3 separate regions of the Mus musculus genome follow, and all the other regions are linked to region 2. The links are chromatin loops, found by intact Hi-C in ENCODE. Cell type or tissue: gastrocnemius. All regions are shown on one strand.

Region 1 (5,000 bases), 380 kb after region 2:
TATTCCAGGGTCCTTTAATAGTTGAATCAATCCTTCATGTGGTAGGAACTTTTGACTCATCTCTGGAACGTCTGTTGTTTGTTTTCCTTTTGGGTGGTATTCTTTTTAATCCTTTTCTAATGAACATGCTCTTCTTATGCCTGTGAACATGACCAGCATTTGAAACACTATCTTGTCTAACTATAGAACTATTATGTTAAAAAAAATTCCCTGTAAAATAAGAATTTTAAGGTCTGCATCATGTACATTTCATGAAGAATCATGAAGTGTAAAATTTCCTTTTAAAGGGTATACTTCATAAGTTCCTTCTTTGAAAAAATTTACAATGTATCATTCTATCAGGAATTTACCTAAGCCCCTTGAACCCTAATTCTCCTGGTTTCTTGGTTGTGATGTTGTTGTAGTGGTGGTGGTGGTGGTAGTGGTGGTGATGGTGATGTCAGTGATGTTGGTGATGGTGATGGAGATAATAATAGTGATGATGGTAATAATGATGGTGATGGTTGGAGATTTGGACCAGGGAATTTTTCTATAGCTCATTCCTTGCTCCTCCTTTTGCTCAAGATATTTTTCTTCTAAGTGTCTACCATTCAGTCTTTGCCCTCAGTTTCAACCTTTTCTCCATCACTTTTAATTCTACTTCTTTTGTTTCCATATAAAGGTATCATTTGTCATGTACATTGCTGAATTAACTTTATTTAATTTCTACCCTGCTGGCTGAAAATGTGACTCAGTGGTACATGGCTTGCCTACCATGGGCAAAGCTTGGTTCATCTTGGTTCATCTTGGTTCACCATGGTTCAATCTCCAGCACTGAAGAAAGAAAAAAAGGGAAAAAAGAAAGAAGAATAAGAGGAGAAGGAGAGAACTAATCAAGAAGAAGAAGGAGGAGGAGGAGGAGGAGAAGGAGGAGGGAGGAGGAGGAGAAAGGGGAGAGGGAGGGGGAGGAGGAGAAGTGGGGAGGAGAAGAGAATTAACATTTAAAGTAAAATTTTCTTCTTCCACTGCACCTTCATGTTCCTTGAATTTTCTTCCTGTCTCTGTCCTATTTTACTGGCTTCCTGCTAACATTCCAAAGAGTTGTCTCCATCTTACCTCTCATTGCCTGTTTTGCAAATTTCTCATGTTTTTTTTTTTTTGAGAATGCATATAAAATACCATGTTAACTTTTTTTTTTTTTGTATATGCTTCTTCCTAAGACAGTGGCCTCTTGAGCTTTTCTTCTTCTTCATTGGTTTAACACTGTTGTCTGTGTGTTTGTTCATCCTTGAATAAAGAAAGTGGAGAAGCTGAGCAGATAGATCAATGGTTAAGAGTATTGGATATTCTTGCAGAGGACCTCGGTTTGGTTCTCAGCATCCAGACAGCAGCTTACAGCTGTCTATAACTTTAGTTACAAGGGATCTGATGCCCTCTTCTGGCTGGACATGCACATGGTGCACAGATATATTATGAGATATACACATAAGAAATAAAAAAATTTAAAAAAATTATTGATTTTTAAATTTTTTTAAAGAGAAACCGAGAGCTGAGTATTTCTTAGTGGGTTAGGTTTCTACTACCTTCACCCTCAAAGACTAGCAAAAAACCTGACCAATAGTTGTCATCTGGCATTGGAAGTGCTACAGATAGAAAATATCCAACCCCAAATCCCCACTTAGTCCTTCACTTGGAAAAAGTCCATATTTCTAGAGGGGCCGTTTGATGATTGGTACACTGATGCCCAATAGGAAACAGGGAAGCAATAATGGAGGGAGAGAAGTCCAGTTTGGAGTCTAAACAGCCTCTTGTGCTCTTTCAAGGTGTTATCTCAGAAGACTCACGCCCGTTTCTTCATGAATAAAACAGTGCTGTTAACATCTACCTTGAAGAGTTGTTGAGAAAATTCCACAATTCTCCACGTGGAATAGTTCCATATCATTAAAGCATGCTGGGAACTGTTCATGTAGAAACTCCTTTCGCTAAAAAGTAGCCACCATAAACATTTTATTAGCTGAACGATATTTTTCAGAGCTGTTATTTTTCACATTTTAAATAAACCATCTGTAGTAATTTATTTAGTGTACTTACTAATCAAATCCTTGATGAATGCTGTGCCACTTTTTTTAAAAAAAGCAATTTAATTAGCTTTCCTCATAAAATATACATGATTATAGCAGGCCCAGTACAAATTACTGATCAATTAGATCAAGGTAATAAGAACAGTGTACCCGGCCAAGAGCTCAACCAAAACACACTTCAGTTCTCTCAATGTTACTGCTGAAACTACTTCAAGAGTGCCACAATAGCCTTTCACAGACAAAGAAGACTAAAACCAACTGCTGTCTGCAATTTCCATTGCAAACTGGAGAGAAGTCCAGCTTGGAGTTCAAGCTGTTGAGCTCTTTGGTGATGATTTCAGAAGACTCATACCAGTTTCCTCAAGAGTGAAATAGTGCTCTTGATGTCTACCTCAGAGTCACTGAGAAATTTCAACAAGACTCTGTGTGGTGTAATTGTCATATCACTGAATAATACTGCTGAGGCTGGAGAGGTAGCTAGGAGGTCAGGGGAACTTACTGCTCCTGCGGAGGTTCTGAGTTCATTTCCCAGGACCCATGTCAAGCAGCTCACAACAGCCTGTAACTCCATCTCTAGGAGATTCATAGCCCCCTTCTGGCTTCCACAGTCACCAGCACTCACATGTGTATGCTCCCACACAACAGAGACACCCCCATAACAATGAATAATAGTAATACACATATTTTAGGAAAGCAAAATGCTTCTATTGTGACATTTTTGAGGATCTAAATACGCAGAATGTTTCCAGTTTTCTGCAAACCGTTAACAGATTCTCATTTGAAGAGAGAAAAGCTTAGAATTCGGAGCTCTGGAGATGCTCAGAAAGAGCTCCCCCTGGCCCCCAGCCTGCCACATTACAACAACCTTGCTGACCCACACACATCACAGCCAAAAGTTGCATTTAGTCATATGGAAAAAATAGGACTAATCTCAATAACTGTTTGCTTTATAATTGAATTTATTCCTTTCAGATTTTTGTGGAAACTTTTATTTTGAAGTTTCCTGCATAGGTGGGTCCTCAGAGCTACAGAGTTCTGAGTAGCATCAAGACAAGACTGGGGTTGGAGTGGTGGTGGTAAGAAATGTGGCTCCTTCCTCAGCCTTGACAGGGGTTAGGGGAGCCCCTGGAGGCAACCTGGGTAAAGCCTTTGCTCAGCCACAGGTGTTATCATGGAGAGGAGCTCTGAGGCAGGTGACCCAAGTTATTTTACTTCTGCTCAAAGGAGCCACTGACTATGTGAATTTTACACTGTTTAGATTCAAACTAGGAAAAAAATGGGGTTTGTGTGGTTTTATTTTGTTTTATATGTTAAGGAAAGAGTTACATTTTTAATCATTCAAAAATATGTTAATTTTTTTATTCTTTGAATAAAAATGCCCATGACTTTAAGAAAGTTCTTTCTATCTGCAATATATGCCAACACTACAGTGTTTTCTGCAAGCAACCTGGGCATCTGGGGGAGCACTTTGGATAGCCTTCAGAGCTCAATGGAATTCAGTTTATAGACCAGGAGACCAAATAATTCCTTAATACTCCCCTCTCCTGCTCAAGAAACTTGTGAGTCAAAATGGAGTGTGTTAAAACCAACAAAAACCAGAGCCTTGTTTTTATAAAGATTGTATGCCCATGGAGGTTGATATTAGTATAGCAAAACAAAGAAACCAATCCTTGACAAAAATAAATAAATAAAAGCCAAATAAAGTTGCTTGGCATAGAGGCAAATAATCAACTTATTTTTGGATTTCTCTGTTTCATGTTCTGGTTATCTCAGTGTTACACATAAATATGGGAAGAGCTCCCCCTTTCTTCCCCACCCTCTCCCCCCAAAAAATTGAAAGCTTTTTTGGGCAGGGCAAAAACTTTTACACTTATGAAACAAACTATTTTTAAGTTACACTGATAGAGACAGAGCGTCTCCACCCAGTCATCGGCCATTCTTAGCAGGTGGCTAGGTGGGGTTGATTAGTTTAAATAAACAAGAAGCAGGGCTGCTTGGCTAGCATCCTTGTTTCATTGGGCGTTTACTCATTGATGAGAACCATTCATCTATTCCTCTTGATTGGTCTAGCTAAAGAACTGGACTTTAGCAGGGAAATGACAGTTCTCCCATATGACCATTGGCTCCCATTGAAATGCACATAGTAGATGCTAGGTACTAGTATATATTTAGTTAAGTGTAGATTTTCCACCTCAAAGTTACAACCTTCCCGAAATGCAACTCCTCACTGAGGAAGGGTGCAGAATGCACATCTGTGTGGTGGTAGAGAATTGTCTGAATAGGAGAGGCTATTTATTTAACAAAACTGCCTTTTCTCTAGCTTCTTGAGCCTTATTCTTCCAAGTGTGGTCCATGAACTAGGGGCATAGAGGTAGATGGTAGAGCAAATCCATGGGTTCAGGATCAACATTTTCTAATGAGGTATCCACATGATCTCTGTTATTTAGATTTGAAAAATACATTATACAGAGTCTTGGTAGAGACTGGGGTCTCACCTAAGACTTTGACAGCAGGTAAAATGTCTGGGATTTCCATGTTTTCTCCTCGTTCCTCACTGCCTGTGTGGCAAGAACTTGGGATGTTGGTCTAGGTCAGTGATTCTCAACTTTCTTAATGCTGCAACCTCATGTGGTGACCCCTAAGCCATAAAATTATCTCCATTGCTACTTCATAACTGTAATTTTGCTACTGTTATGAACTGCAAAATAAATCTCTATATTTTCTCATGGTCTTAGGTGATCCCATGTAAAAGGGTCATTTGACTCCAAAGGGGTCATAACCCACAGGTTGAAAACCACTGGTCTAGATTATCTTGGTCAGCATTTTGTCTCAGATCTCACAATAAATTATTCTGGTAGATTAATCTTAGTTGAAGTAAAGGCACAAGGCTTAGATAGATGCTAAGATCAGAAAAAGGGAACTCAACTCTTATGTGGTTAA
Region 2 (5,000 bases):
GGATGGGGGGAAGATAGACACACAGAGAGATGAGAAAGAGAGACAGAGAGAAAGAACCCATTAGCAATGTCAGGTTTTGTTTATTGTTTTCATCCCAATGGTAATAAATCAATTTTGGGTTTGTCATTTTAATTAGTCTTCTCCCATCAGGGAAGTCAGGGCTGCTAAGTCCTGATAGGGAGCTGAAAAATCACCTGGAAACAGGAGTCCAGAATGTGCCTCAGCCCCAGCCTCCACGTGCTGGTGGGCTCTGTGCATAGAATGGACTCTGCATGCAATAGGGTGGCAAGGGCAGAGCTGTGTCCTCCCAAATGGGCTCGGCACAAGAGTCACCTCAGACTGTGGATTAGGGTTGAGTGCGAAGCTATCGGGATGGGAGGGAGGCTGAGTGTGTCTTTTTTCTGTTGTGGGGAAAGGAGCGGGGAGGGATCAATCTCCAAAGACATGTCTATGCAGTCAGAAGTGAAACAGAGGAAATAAAAGTCAGGGGTCTGCTACCCTCAAGGGTGAGGACAAGGGAAACTCGGGAAGGAAGGAGAATTGAAGCGCTCTTCCTCGGTGTTTCTTTCTCTGCCTTCTGCTTATCCCGAGCAATCCCACTGGCTGTGACACTCTGGGAAGAGTCAAAGGCCTTTGCAACCGTGCAGTGTAGGTGCTCTGACTGAGCTGGTGCAGCAGCCAACCGCGATGTCAGTAAAGGGCTTGCTTGCCTTATAAGCATGAGGATTAAGTTCAACCCCTCAGAGCCCATATAAAAAGCCAGGCATGGTGGTGTCTGCCTGCGATGTCTGCTGGAGAGGAGACAGGCAGAGTCCTGGGGATTGAGGAGATAGAGACAGGCAGACCCTGGGGTTTGGGAAGGTGGAAGCAGGCAGAACCACAGGTTTCCAGCACCAGCCAACCTTACCTCCCTGATAAGTTCCAGGCCAGTGAGATGTCTCAAAACCAGGTGTATGACATCAGAGGAATGACAGTGAGATCTGACCTCTCCAGACCCACACTCACACTGTTGTCTTAGCTTAAAGACCTGAACAGTAACGGAAGTGACTGTGAGCCTTCCAAACCCAAGCCTTAACAGTCACTAAAATCTGCATTGTCCCCTCAGCAACATCTATAATGACCATTGGCTCCCTCCTGCTGCTCAGATTTGTCTCTAACAGGATGACACGTGCATTTCCTTAACAACGTGCTTCTCTTAGTTCTTGTATTTGCTGTGTGTCTGCGGAGAAATCGCTCGCGTCTCTGGGCTTCAGTTCTTTGAACACACTGGGAGTATATATCTAGCCTATTTGATTGGCATGATTATTTTGAGGATCTGATGGTGTGTTCTAGACCAAACAACACACGTTTTCTTCCATATGTGGGTTCTTCGTGTGGCAGGCACATAGAACCATATATGTACTGATGATGTGAAAGTGGAGGTGAAAGTCTTTGGGGAGCAGAGAGGGGTTCACAGGAGTGAGAAGGCAAGAAACACTGCAGGCAGCAGGTGTTGAATTGTCCCAGAGGTCCAGTTTCCTCATCTATGTGACTCCAGGGCTGGCTGCAGACATGCTGACCTCCCCCATCTCTGTCGGCACAGGGCACATGTCGGCCTACCCCTCCTTGTTCACTTCTGTGCATCCCTCTGACCATGGATTCTGACAGGACTGTATCTGGGTATCCATCCTTTTCCATTTCTCCTGTTGAACCAGGAAGTAGATTCTCCCCAGCTGGAAAGCGCTTCCTTTCTCTTTTCAGGAAGTGGCCTGAACTCAATCTCTTCACCCCTTTCACTCTCATGGCTAATTCTAGAAGGATCCTGAATGTGCGCACCTCCGTGGGGTAAAGGCGGTCCATAAGGACGCCCTTTAACTCCTCTGACTACCAGATTGTGGGCTCACTGGGGCCCCTGGCCTGCCTGACGGGTCCTTTCAACCTTCCTCCGAGGGCCAGTCTGTGACTGCACAGAAGAGGGCGCTCTTGTGCAGAGCCGGGACTGGCTTGCCGGGAGGAGTTTCCCGGTTCCTGTTAAGCCTGTGACCTCTGCTGAGGATATTAGATAAAAGGGATCATCACCACTGCCTGCATGTTCTGCAAAATGCAGACAAAACCCGCCAAACTGATAAAATGTTAGGGAACGCCTGGCGAGGCGGAAGGCTGCTCTCCCATCTTCCTGTCCTCCAATGGTCTGAGAGGATGCGGCCAGCTTTTATCAGCTTCCTCCCCTTCCAGCACGCTCACCTCTGTGAAAACCATCAAAGAATGGGGATAAAAACAGTCGTGTGTTTGTTCCAGAGTCTGAGGACTGCTCTCGCTGTTTTGGAAATTACTTACCAGGAACTCATTTTGTCAAACAGACATTTACTGAAAGCCGGGTGTTCAGCTTTTTGACACTTTCAGGAGCAGGCTTCAAGCTCCTTCCTTGCCTGGGCTCTGCTTCCCTCTCTAGTCTAGTTTCCCGATAATTGCCTGTGCGCTGGTTCTTCCCGCCTCCGGCTTTATTGTCACATTCCCATTTTGCTAGAATTATTTTTCTGGCTCCTTTTTTTATTATAATCTTCAGAGCTCAGCATAAATGTCATGTTCTCAAAGATTTTCCCGGGTGTATGCAGTATTCAGAGTTCCACGGATAGGGAAAACAAGAGGAAATGGACAGAGGGATGGAAGATAGACTGATAGACTTATATGATATTGGCATACATTCAAGATATATATGCTATATACAGATAAATTAGTATTGACATGTTCAAGATACATTGAGTGTATGTTCCAGGAATAATATGAAAATACACACACGGTAAAGAGATAGGTTATTTATTTGTGTCTCTTTCTCTCCATAAATGTGTGTGTGTGTGTGTGTGTGTGTGTGTGTGTGTGTGTGTGTGTTGTACTTACAGAGGCTAAATCCTAATGTACACAGGAGGCAAACTGGAAACCCTGGAGAACCGACGGTGTGCTTCTGGCCCAGCTGTTATTGTCTATTCTCATCAATATTCAGAGACTGATTTCCCAGCTGATTTCAAAGAGGCCGAGGGAAAGGGAAAAGGGGAGGGAGAGAGAGAGGAGAGGGAGAGGTAGGGAGGAGGGAGAGGGAGGGGGAGAGACAGACAGGGAGACAGAGACGGGGGGTGAGAAACAGAGAGACAGAGAGAGACAGAGAATGCTCCCTTCCCCAGCTTTTGTGTTCTGCTCAGACTGTCCATAGGTTGAATGAGGCTCTGCTCCATTTGTAATCTGTTAACTCATGCTAGTGATTCAGGCTCAGTTGTTAAAGGTGCTCCACGGTACAGTGGTGACCCGAGTTTGAGAGCCTAGACTGACATGGTGAAAGAAGAGAACTGACTCCTCTGGCCTTCATATACACACCAAATTAATAAGTTTCTCTCTCTATCCCCGGAGCTTAGGAAACCACAACTCTTCCAGTATACATTTGAACAAAATAAATACAGATTTTAAAGAGAAGGGAGAAGTAAAAGGCAAGCTTTATTTTGTTTGTTTGTTTGTTTGTTCTGATCTGTTCTGTTCTGCCTAAAGTGTTGAGGACCAAACCCAGTCCTCACATTTGCTAGACCAGTGATCTACCACTGAACTACACTCCCAGCCCTGGGTACTATTAATAGATGCTTATGACAATGTGAAGAACAATAGCCCTACTCTTTCTGGAAGTTAGGAAAGGCTTTGAAGTGAGGCATTAGAACCGTGGATGGCAAGCCCAGCAGACAATGGAGCACGATGGAATAGGAGCAAGATTTGAAGAACAGGCCAAACAGTGTGGGCTATTGTATGAGCTTTGGGGATTGATGTTTGCATAAGTGGTTGGAAAGTTAGGGCGCTGGACAACGAACCCTGACTGAGAGAGTCTTGCCTACAGCTGCAGATTTTACTCAACTCATTAGAAACTGGGATGTCAGTAGAAGGCTTGAAATAGAGCCATTCATTTTAGCAGAGAAGACAGAGCCTGGCACGAAGGAACCCATTGAGAAGCACTTATTCATTGAGAGACAGAAGATGAAAGAGTATCAGAGCCTTCAGCATGACCAACCAGGCTCCGACACAGACAGAGCCCCAGCCCTTCCCCAGGTAGGTAGACTTTCTGGGAGCTGATAGCTTGGTGGTGATCTGAAAGGAGTCAGTGTCTTCATCTAGCAGTACATAGCCTCAAGGAACCAGAAATCATTGAATAGCGCAGTGTATGGGGTGGAAAGGCAGGCACAGGCGAGATGGACAACCGATATTCCGTCACAAAGACAGGATGAGATGTAAAGACAGAACTGGTACCTCCTCCGCTGAGGAAGAAGGAATCATCTGAAGTAGGGACACTGCTTCAAGGGAGCTGTTAGAGGTACTGAGAAGGTTCTAGAAGAGTGAGGGACTTGGAGATATCTCTCAGGTAGAATATGTGAGACATAGTAATTGGATATGGGGTCAGAAAATTGAAAGATCAGGGCCTTAAGTACGACTCTCCCTAGGATTTATAAAAAAGAAGCAAGAGGTCTAGTGGATTAGAAGTATTTGAAGATCATCCTTTAAATAGAATTGTTCCATCACCCACTTCACCCCAGCACCGTGTGGTCAGCCCACCGATATTCACATAGTGAGACTTTTCAACTAAGCGGACTTCAGAGGATCTATCTAATTCCCTCTCCCAAGCATTTGTCACATTGAAGCATAGCTTTTCATGATGACAGCAGGCAGTGAAGAGATCACCCCATCCTTAGCCTTACCCTGACGATGCTCCTCCTTATCCGAGCCTCTGGCTGTTCTTTGATGGATACTTGTTGCACAGGTCCCGCTAGCAATTTACAGAGCACTTCCTCTTGATACAGTCAGTGGACAGGAGCCATGGAGACCAGAGGGTTGTCAGGTGGCGGTGAGCATGGTACAGCTCCTCCCCTCGCCCCTACAACTGAAGCAAACTGAAACAAAAAGAACACACATTCACAGAAACGTGAGCAGTCTCAAAGACACTTTTCCAAAATGTCAGGAGAATAATGGCCCAAGGGCCCAGTGTCAGCTGA
Region 3 (5,000 bases), 63 kb after region 2:
ATGAAGGTTTTATCAAACAAAAACTTTTGATTCTAGCATGCTCTGGAAATGTAAAATTCATTTTCATTATCCTTAATCAGTTAGATTAAGATATACCACAGCAACTAACAAAGTCCCAGATTTCTGTGGCATGATACAGGCCACACTACATATACCTGACTTCAGTAAAGTGTTTTGAGAACCACAGCCAAGAGCAGGACACCAACATCTTCCTCTGGTCCTCTCCTGCACACACACACACACACACACACACACACACACACACACACACACACACAGTACATTGTGCACTTGTGCTAATGAGACTTTCTTCCCTATTTTGAAACTCGTCACAAGCTGACTTAACCATCAGGGATAGGGAGAGGAAGAGACACTGCATTTTTCCATTCACTCATAGGAGAAAAACAATCTGTGAATAAATGTCTGTGTGTGTGTGTGTGTGTGTATCTGTGTGTGTATGTGTCTGTGTGTGTGTCTGTGTGTCTGTGTCTGTGTGTGTGTCTGTGTGTGTCTGTGTGTGTGTCTGTGTGTGTGTGTCTGTGCGTGTGTGTCTGTGTCTGTGTGTCTGTGTGTGTCTGTGTGTCTGTGTCTCTGTGTGTGTGTGTGCTTCCCTGTATGTGAAGCTATCCAAGCATGTAGAGAACAGAGAACAACCTCTGGACTCATTCCCTCAGGCACCATCCACCTCCATTTTGAGATCAGGTCTCACTGATGGGAAGCTCGACAAGCAGGCTAGAAGAAGGTGACCAGTGGGAAAGGGTCTATCCACTCCTACAGGTTACAAGCAGGCCACCCCATGCCTCCCCATCCTCGGGGACTTTTATGTGGCAACGTTGTGAGGATGAAACACAGGTCCTCATGCTGTGTGGCAAGTACTTCACCAACAAAGAAAAAAAAGGTTTTAATGAGAAATAACGAATTCTGATTCAATTAAAAATACATTCAAACTTTCACAGAACAAAACATCTCAGGAAAAGCGGCACCACTTCCTCTGCTGGGGCTGACTGTCCCTGCTGTGAGCGTTCTCTGTAGCCCCAAGCGGCAACTTCTCCTTTCTATGCTTCAGTTTATATAAAACAAGAGCAATCTTTCTGTAGTTCAAGCTTATTTTGATTCAATGCCATGATACAAATGCAATTTCCTATAACATTCCAAAAATCACAAAAATGCAATGGATAACCAATGTTCTCATCCTCAAACCAGTTCCCCTGCGTGTTAGATACATGTTTTTCTGTAATTGTTTTAACGTCTTTTTGTACAGTTGAGTATCCTTTGAGCTATCTCCCGTGTTTTCTAAAGAAGTTATTAAAAGTAGCTGTCCTCTTCCGTGCCACAGAGGCAGACAGAGGCATGAGACCCACAGAGAGTATTCTGAGGACGCCCAGAGCTGTTACTTGTTTCAGAAATAGTCCCAGCTCCTGACCTACACCATGGCATTTGTCTCTTCCCCTCCCCCAACCTTTATTTGGCTCTTGCTTCCATTCCAATCACTCTACAAATGTATTGGCAAGAACAGAGAGCAGGGTACTTGTGATCTATATGCGTAGACCTCTTGACAGTCTATTAGTAAAAAATAGCTCTAGTTCACTGTTGTGTCCCCATGAGGGGGGCACATGAGCGAGATTGGGCACACGATCCAGCAGGTTTGATCCACAGGCATCCCAGATGTTCCCAGCACCTGTGTGCTGTGTGCAGATGGTTGTGTAGTGAATGTGGCACCCAGAAATGTGCACCCAGGTCCACTGGCATTCAGCAAGGGGGATTCCCCTCTGCAGGAACTGACTGTGACTTGGAAGGTAGAGTGGAAAGTCTGGAGGCACAGGTCAGAGACAGTATGAAGTAGAGATAGCTCCCAGGGCTCTGCCTGCCAGCTCTGCCTCCCTGTGGGAAGGGCATGTGTGACACAGAGGCCACCAGAGTGTGAGAAGGGTCCTGCTGAGGTGAGAAGAGAGTGCATGTGCCTACATTCAACATATGAAGTCAACATTGGCCAACATAACCAGAAAAATCTACTAAAGACCCCACAGAAGTATCCAAGGCAGAATTTGTAGTGACTTCTGTTAAGAGACTTATACATCCAATTTGTGGAGGGAGGGTGAAGCATAAAATTATATAACTAAGAAAAAAACTACAAGACAATGTAAGTAACAAATTGAAATGCAGAATTACAATGAAGTAGAGTTCAAAAGTGGATCTGAATTATTGAGCAAGTTTTCATGGATAATTTACACTGTGGCCTAAAATTTGTCGCTCTTACGTGATTCCGGTGTCTTCTACTCCTATACAAATAGTTCATGTTTAATTGTTATGATCCCTTGTCCTTTAGGCAAACCAGTCTTACAAAAAGTATCCTGTGCTCTGATAATCCCTGCCATCATCCCAGTTTCATCAGGCTACTGAAGGAGGATCCCTTGAGCCTGTATTCCAGGCAAGCCTGGGTACCATGACAACATCCTACCTTTAAGAAGAAAATAATCAAATTCCCAGCTGCAGAGTTTTGTCAAAGGCACAGATATTCGAGATTAGTCCCTACAGCCCACTTCCATATGCCAAGAGTGGTGGTGCACATACACTTGTAATCATGGAGCTGGGGAGGTGGAGACAGTAGACTCCTCGGGCCTGCTGCCCAGCCAGCCTTGCCTAATTGATGAGAGATTTCATGTAAAAACAAAAAACAAAAAACAAAAAAAGCAAAAAAAACCAAAATAAGATAGGCAGCTATCTGAGTAATAACGCCCAAGGTTATCCTCTGTTCTCTGAATGAACGTGCTTACACATGCACCTGAACACACACACACAAACACACATTCCAAGATGCAGAAATAGATGAACACCACCCCCTCCCCCAAAACAAGCAGACCCTTTTGTAGAAAAATAACTAGCCTAAAGACTAAAGCAGAAGTCTCTTGGGCAGAAGTCTCTTGGAATGATTAAGGTGACACTATTTTGATATTGACATTCTATCGTCTGTAATTCCAAATGATAGCCAGGCATCAGACTGCCTGATCCTCTTGGGTCTTTAGCAAAAAAAAAAAAAAAAAAAAAAAAAAGCCGTCTTAGCAGTGTGCCAGTTCCAAACTGGGTTATCAAAGCGGGGAAATGATTTGGAATGTGTCCAAGGGATAGCACCACTTATAGGCTCCCACTGTGTAAGGCCTGCCCCCGCACACTAGGACAGAGCACAGTAGAACTTTCTCAAGCTGCCACCATCCTTGGGGACAGGACAGTCCCAGCTCCATCGACTGCTCCCTGCTCCTGGATTCTCTGATTACATCAATGTGAGCGACTCATTCCAGCCTGGGTAGGAAATGAAAAAAAAAAATTCGTTTAATGACTCTGGTTTTGAAATTCATTCTGATAAATCAACTCCTGCAGAAGAGTGTTCCTCTTTCATCATGAAAATGGAACCCAGGAAGGGGACAATGTTTTATTTTCTCAAGGACAGACTGAAATCCTAATGTTTCTAGGAGTTTCCCAAATAATCACAAGGTCACACGTAACAAAGGCTGACAGGAGACACTCGCCTGGGACTACTGAAAAAGACAGCTCTCCTCCAGCCAGATGGGTCTGTCCCCTCTCCTTCCCCCCTTTGGAAAAAAAAACTCCATATTAACACTCTTTGAGATAGTGCAAATTTATTATTCTGACCAAAACTAACTGATTCTTCAAGGAGCTTAACACAGCTGTCAGTGTGGGCATGGGAGTTACTGTGTTGAAATTCTGTTGCTGACAGTGAGTGTTCACAAGGTGAGCATCTATTATAAGCTGGGCTTGGGACCCTTCCTTTTCTCAGACCTATTTTTAGTGGACTCATGTGATACATGGCCCTTGCACCTGTCAGCAGCAGGCTCAGCCAGCAGCTACCACCGGCCTGCCTGTGCTGTTACTGTACTTGTGGGCACATGAGGTCACCTGGGTTGGGGCTAGGGCTATATGAAGATCACTGTGACCCGTGGCCTTCAGACAAGGACACCCATGCTGCATGCTCTTGCCCAGCAGCTCAGACTCAAACTCTGACTTCTCGTGGCAGTACTTACAACTGCTTTCCAGGAAGGAAAAAGGTTTTCCAGTTTGTTATTTAAAATAAAAGTTGACAACCATGCAATGAATGCATAACCATACACGCATTTATGTGCAGTACACATGGAAGATTTAAAATGATGTGCAAACCTGACAGGTACAGGCTAGACAGAGGAGGAGCAGAGAAGGCTAGAGAGATTCCTGGAACCTTCACCCCTCAAACTTAGGTGTTGCTTAATTTTTTTTTTTTTTTGGTTTTGTTTTGTTTCATTTTGGTTTGGTTTGGTTTGGTTTGGTTTTTAGAGACAGGGTTTCTCTGTGTAGCCCTGGCTGTCCTGGAACTCACTTTGTAGACCAGGCTAGCCTCGAACTTAGAAATCCACCTGCCTCTGCCTACCGAGTGCTGGGATTAAAGGTGTGCACCACAACGCCTGGCTGCTGAAAGTTTAACAACTAGAATGCCTCCATTGTCACTGTGAAAGTTTTTTTTAAGCTGCTGCTGCCAAATCTGATTTATATTATTGTTTTAAGGTTAGAAAAAAAAGGTGAGAAAGAGGAGGACTGGAGAAAGAGAAGGACAGCAAGTGACAGGAGAAGGAAGGAAGACAGAAGGGAGGAAGAGAGGAAAGCAGGGAGACAGGGGTCAGGGAGGGAGGGAGGGAAGGAAGATGAACAAAGAGAGAAGAGCCGAGGTGGTGAGAAGAGAAGGCTTGCATGTTCAAGAGTCAAGTTCATACTCTCAGTGCATACATCATTAGAAACATATATAATAAACAATGTCAACAAACAAACTTATAGCACTTTGTAAAATGGCATTGCACAAATACTATAGTATGTAGAAGACTGCAAAGCAACTTGGCCTTACCAGCAAATCAACTCTTCACCCAACCAGTTAAGGTTCAGCCCTCCTTTGTGCCTTTTCCTTTGCTCACATTCTTTCCTCTTTTATAGGAAGCAAGGCATAGCAGAAGAAAGAGGGT

Evidence for each region. Peaks named below come from ENCODE experiments on the same cell type or tissue, not always from the same donor. Only the 100,000 strongest peaks of a DNase experiment are listed, where the experiment ranks them.
Region 1: it touches region 2 in a loop (2.0-fold over the local background); 9 of 42 quality-filtered maps call a loop at or near these places.
Region 3: it touches region 2 in a loop (2.6-fold over the local background); 2 of 42 quality-filtered maps call a loop at or near these places.

Annotation. Positions count from the first base shown.
Region 1 is chr1:183,852,309-183,857,308 of GRCm38, reverse strand. No RefSeq gene overlaps it. Among named protein-coding and RNA genes, the nearest start is that of Gm34130, 82 kb to the left of the region's middle. In gastrocnemius, a CTCF peak has its summit at 2,887; a DNase peak (open chromatin) is centred at 2,901.
Region 2 is chr1:184,232,751-184,237,750 of GRCm38, reverse strand. No RefSeq gene overlaps it. Among named protein-coding and RNA genes, the nearest start is that of Gm34177, 94 kb to the left of the region's middle. In gastrocnemius, no CTCF peak of the experiment used is centred here; a DNase peak (open chromatin) is centred at 1,946; H3K4me3 peaks cover 640 bases; H3K27ac peaks cover 773 bases.
Region 3 is chr1:184,169,956-184,174,955 of GRCm38, reverse strand. No RefSeq gene overlaps it. Among named protein-coding and RNA genes, the nearest start is that of Dusp10, 140 kb to the right of the region's middle. In gastrocnemius, no CTCF peak of the experiment used is centred here; no DNase peak of the experiment used is centred here; H3K27ac peaks cover 2,707 bases.